Linked DNA regions of Homo sapiens: region 1 is linked to region 2. A link is a loop called in an ENCODE intact Hi-C map of the cell type or tissue named here. Cell type or tissue: heart left ventricle. All regions are shown on one strand. Links, peaks and the distances in the headings refer to the core of each region. The heading gives the core; the rest is flanking DNA.

Region 1 (2,921 bases), core at 1-2,500, 210 kb before region 2:
ATTTCTCCAGACCTAGCTGGCCTGTTCAGTGGGTTATCTCCACCACCTCAGGAAAGCTATTCTGATCAAATTTCTTCATGGCTTGTATTGAAAACGTGTAAGTACAAAACCGAGTACAACTGTTTAATTTTGAAGGCAAAGTCAGTTTGAATTGCTTTATTGTGTAACTGGGACAGGGATGAATGGGTTGGAGGAGATGTGGGAGGAAATTACAGACAAAAACTTGAAGGACATAAATTTAGTTACTAAGAATACCGGATTTAAGAGTGGCAACTTTGAAGTGTAATTTTGAAAGAAAATTTACAAATCCCTAGTCTAAACAGTGGGGTTTAAACATGAGGAAATTCTTACTCTAGGGTGTGGTGGTGGTTGAATGAAAGAATTTTTAACAAAATTTGGTGTGAGTGTTGAATGATACCTCAAGAAGAGAAACTTGTGTGTTTGTTAACATAACTAACTTTTCTTTGACTTCTGTGAAGAAAAAGATATTTTACTTCGGAAGACATACCAGAACAATCTTGCCAGAATCTGAATGCCAGGATTAGTGAATCATAGATCCTAGAGAGAATTGAAAAAGCTGGTATTTTCTATTATATGCTTACTATTAAGTTATGTGCATCTTCTAAGCTTCCTTGCTGCCTTGTGGAGGTGGGGAAATGAGGAATGAAATAGGCCACTGAGTAGTCATGAAGGGTAATCATGTAGCCTAGTACTAAAGAAGCCACCTGGGAAGGGGCCAGAGCGCTGAGCAAGTATTTGGCTACATATAGGGGAGAGGGCACTCCTTTTTTCCCTGGTATATTTCAGTGAGCTCAGTCAATTACATATTGTAGCTATTTTCTGGTCAGTGCATTTCCATTTTTATTAGCTGTTTGATTTCTGTTTTTGCAAGCCTTGGAGGGCACGCCCCTTCACCCTTGGTAGTATCTGTGGACAAAAATGGGAACCAGGAGCTGCACCACGACATGCCCCTGCAATGTCTGAGTTCCAAGCCAGAGGATGACGCAGAGCCCTGGGGTCAACCTCAAGTACCGCTGAGACCTTCCGTCAATGTGCTGACTGATCTGGATAGCAAGCAACTGGAGTGGCCCTCTGAAAGAACAGGATCCTGCATTCCTCTTCATAGCTTGAGAGCTCATAGACACCCCTACGGGCCACCACCTGCTGTTGCAGAAGAGTCCCTAGCAACAGCAGAAGTAAACAGCTCTGATGCACTGGCAGGCTGGAGGCAGGAGGGACAGGATGCTATTAATGTGTCCTGGGAAGTCTCTGGCGGCCCTCCTGCACTGATAGTAGGGGGCACAAAGGTCAACAATGGGGGCACTGAGAGAGGCAGTAATAACGCAAGGTTGCATGTAGCTTTGCCACAAGGTAAAGGGTTCTTTCCACCCAGGGGCCCACAAGTGAGAGGCCCTTCACATATTCCCACCCTTAGATCAGGGATAGTAATGGAGGTGCCGCCCGGAAATACACGAATAGCCTGCAGAGGAAAGCTGGCTCATGTTTCTTTCCCACTCAGGGGCCCATGCCACCCCATGCATAATTGGCCAAGGCCTATCCCGTTGTCTTCCAGTACTCCAGGTTTACCTTCTTGCTCTACTGTTCATTGTTTCATCCCTCCTCGACCTCCGATTTTCAATCCCTTTCTCACTATGCCTCTTCCTTTTGCTCCTCCTCCGATATTTGGTCCTCCACTGCCTTCTTATTTTGCCCATTTCCATTCTGGGGGAATGCCAGCTCCTGCATCACCCAACAGAGAGCACAGCTGATGGCAAAAAGGAAGGATGAAAAAAGGGTTGTGGAAAGAGGTGAAAGTTATTCATTTATGCTTTTATATTTGAAACCTTGTACCCTCCCACACTCTGTTTAGCACTAATGTGCCCTACTTGAAACCACGTACCCTCCCACACTCTGTTTAGCACTAATGTGCCCTATTTGAAACCTTGTACCCTACCACACTCTGTTTAGCACAAATGTGCCCTACATACTGGAGATTAAATAAAGATTGTGAAGTCTGAAATGCTGTAAATTATTTTTCAAAATGACACCCCAGGAACCAAAGCCTTGGATTTTGTGTTCTATCTTTAAGGTAATTAAAGCAGAAACAAACCTGTCAGTGTTTTCTAAATGGCTTAGTTAAATGACTGTTACTATTTTCTATTGAGTTGTCTTGCAGTGTGACTGGGGAAGGGTGGTTAGGTTCTTCCTAGGCCAAGGCTAGATTGGGGAATCTCTATCTACCCAAGGCTATAAGGGGTGCTTAGAGCTGGATGGCTGAATTAAGAAAAGTTCCATAAAGGCAGCCTAAAGTTCAGATAATAGAGAAAAATGAACAAACAGTAAAAGAAGCCAGATGAGATTGAGGTGAGAGTAATAGAGCTAACATTTAGCAGTCATAGGCAGAACCAAGTTGAAAAGTCAGGAAAGAAGGAGGAGGGAAGATGGAAGAGTATTCTTAGACCACTGCTTCAACACGAACTGGTGTTTGTGTTTCAACTTTTCCTTGTTGCTAATTACATAGTATATATAGCTCTGGCTCAATAAGAGTCCAAAATCAAGGTGGAACAGGACTGATCCTTTCACCCTTTGTCTCAACAAAGAGCTTACTATATGTATTAGATCCATTCCCACACTGCTAATAAAGACATACTCAAGACTGGGCAATTTATAAAGGAAAGAGGTCTAATTGACTTACAATTCCACATGGCTGGGGAGGCCTCAGGAAAATTACAATTAGGGCAGAAAGGGAAGCAAACACGTACTTCTTTACATGGCAACCAGAGAGAAAAGTGCAGAGTGAAGGTCGGGGAGGCACTTATAAAACTGACAGATCCTGTGAGAACTCACTCATTATCACGAGAACAGCATAAAGATAACTGCCCCCATGATTCAATTACCTCCCCGTGGATCTCTCCCAAGAC
Region 2 (2,928 bases), core at 298-2,797:
TTATTTAAAAGTGCATTGCAAAGTGCACTATGCTATCTAAATGCAAATAAATCTTGGAAAATGCTGTCCTCTTCATATATATTAAAACACATTGTGTTGATTTTAGATGTGGGTTTTTGGTTTTTGTTTTGTTTTGTTTTTTGAACTTTTGTTTTAATGTTTTCCTTTAGTGGAATTTGAGAGAAATACCTTAACCATAAAAAGAAGATTTTTGTTGTTCTTTTTAAGGTTGCAAGTTTTTTTGAGGGATTGGAGGAGAAAGGAAGCATGACTCCTGCTCTATGAGAAAGATAAGTTCAACATCCAATACTAATGGCAGGAATCCCACGGCCTCCCCTTAATCCCCCTCAAAAAAATCTTTCTTTGTTTTCTGTTCCTTTTAAGGCCTAAAGATACAACAAGCCTTCCTATTAAGTAAATCTGTTTAAACACAGACAGCTTTGGGCTTCTTTTCAGCCTGTGTCATCATCTCTTCTGATACGGAGGAGTTATTTAGTGTGTCCTTCAATTATTTGGCAAGCGACCAAATTACATGCATGTTTTTCTACTCGTGATCATCATCAAATTTTTTTTCATTATGCTTGTCAGAGTTAAAAAAGCTTTAAAAGTACTTCAGTGGATAAATACTTAAGTGGATAAACATTTAATATACTTGTAGGTTATTCTTTATTAAGAAGATTGTGCTGTGAATTTTACTTTGTTATCTGGGCAGTTTAGAAGGAACAATCAGTACTCTAGCTCCACTCTGTCTTTATAACTATTTTTATCAGGGTAGGGAGGGTGTCATGGCCAGTACTGCTGTCTCCAGTTAGAGCCACTGAGATTGAGCAAGACTCTGCTTGTACAAAAAGAAGACAAAACAAAACAACAAAGTCAAGAGTCGTCAAACACCAGACAGCATTATGAAAAACATCAATTGGTATAGAGTGCTAAAACAAGTTTCATAATCAATATACTTACATAAGCATGCTTGTAGCAATGTATATTGATCTCTCTCACACACATACAGACACACACACACACACACACACATACACACACGTCCATCAAATTATAATGACTAAATTTGCCTTGCTACAGGCTATTTTGCTGGCTCTATATAACCATAGAATTAGTGATGTATATGGGTGATTTATTTCTATTGTGATGTAAATACTGCCTTTTCAAAAACTAGACTTAAGGTTTTATGATAGTTTTCCCAGTGAGTGGATAGAATCCTAAAGCAATCTTCACTTCCATATCTATTATGTTCAATTATATTGCAAGATATTGCCATGTGGCATTAATTGCCTTGTTTTGTAGGATCAATGAAATGTATCATGTATATATATTTATTCCTATTTAAATAATAGGTAAAGAGATACAGCACTATCTCTAATCCCCCTGATTTGATAGATAAAATGTCAGAGAAACCTCTGTCTAATTTTTCTGGCTTGCCTAAGAGCCAAATGTGTTACATTTATATAAGCATTAGATACATAAGGTAAAGAATGAACAAAACTCCTGTTACTGGTTGCTCACAAATGTGTATTTTGTATTACTTCCAATCATGGCCCATGTACTGCATGCAATCTCACTTATTTATAACCTCATTTCACACCAATGTTACTGCTATGTCTTCACTGATTCTATTAATCCATTATTGATTCCATTATTGATTCCATTATTTTCCCACCTGCACTGCTATAGATTCATTTCTGCCAACTGCTTATAAAGCACTTCTTTACTTCCTTAAAAATGTGACTTAAATTTACTCATCTAGGATATATTACTCATTATATAAAAGTGAATTTGATCACTTCTTTGTTCTACATTTCCTATGAAATATTTCTTTATTGCTAAGCCATTGTTTTTTAAGTGTTCTTAAATGATTATAATTATCAGGGGAATGTAAGATAAGTTAGCATTCACTTGATAGTGAATTGAAGAAAATTTTATTAGTCACCTGCATATAGAAGCCACTGTGTTGGGGATTGTAAAGAGGAAAACAAAAAGAATAAGGAATGCAAGCACCATAAAAGGCAAAATTAAACAACCATTAAATGGATGAGATGAAAAATGCTATGAATGAATAGCAGAAAACAAGCTTATTGAATTAACTACTGTAGGCTGTATTTATATTTTTTGTAAAGTCTTATGATGCACAAACTTTTAATTTTTTAATTTAATTTAATCACACTTCAGGAATATTTACAGTAATATCACAATGTCCTTTAAACCATCTTTTTATTTATTTATTTATTTATACTTTAAGTTTTAGGGTACATGTGCACAACGTGCAGGTTTGTTACATATGCATACATGTGCCATGTTGGTGTGCTGCACCCATTAACTCATCATTTAACATTAGGTATATCTCCTAATGCTATCCCTCCCCCCTCCCCCCACCCCACAACAGGCCCCGGTGTGTGATGTTCCCCTTCCTGTGTCCATGTGTTCTCATTGTTCAATTCCCACCTATGAGTGAGAACATGTGGTGTTTGTAAACCATCTTTTTATAATGTTAAGTATCTCAGGTTTCTAGTTTTCCTAATTATTTAAGAAGTTTAAAGATATGGGTCATTCAAACATGAAAATTTCTATATAAGGTTGATTTCAGAAGTCACAGACTTAAAATCCTAGAGCTGCAGGGACATATAGTATATAAATACAAATGAATAAACAGGCTATGTGTAGGAAAAATAGAGATTAGTGGGAACTATGATAAACTGAAGTCCCATGTCCTTTTTAAAGTAGAATATTCTATCTAGCTCCAGTCAATTTTCATTATGTGAGGAAGGAAACCCACTACTGCCAGATCTTTTTATTTTTCAGGAGAACCTCTTTAAACTGGATTTTATGTGAAATCTCTCCATTTTAAACTGCCAACAAATGACATAAAAACATTTTTTAAATGTGTAGGTCAAACAAACATATCTGTGGCAATAT

What was found. A loop is a pair of places that touch in the nucleus more often than their neighbours do. Peaks named below come from ENCODE experiments on the same cell type or tissue, not always from the same donor. Only the 100,000 strongest peaks of a DNase experiment are listed, where the experiment ranks them.
Region 1: a loop joins it to region 2, with 21 times the contacts of the local background. A loop is called at or near these places in 5 of 110 quality-filtered maps.

Annotation. Positions count from the first base shown.
Region 1 is chrX:126,819,767-126,822,687 of GRCh38, forward strand. PRR32 (proline rich 32) reads left to right here. Exons shown (of 2, transcript NM_001122716.2): 1 at 1-97; 2 at 893-2,020. The coding sequence starts at 78. The coding sequence ends at 1,769. Among named protein-coding and RNA genes, the nearest start is that of PRR32, 1.5 kb to the left of the region's middle. In heart left ventricle, for the core only: no CTCF peak of the experiment used is centred there; a DNase peak (open chromatin) is centred at 1,085.
Region 2 is chrX:127,029,758-127,032,685 of GRCh38, forward strand. No RefSeq gene overlaps it. Among named protein-coding and RNA genes, the nearest start is that of PRR32, 210 kb to the left of the region's middle. In heart left ventricle, for the core only: no CTCF peak of the experiment used is centred there; no DNase peak of the experiment used is centred there; H3K27ac peaks cover 324 bases.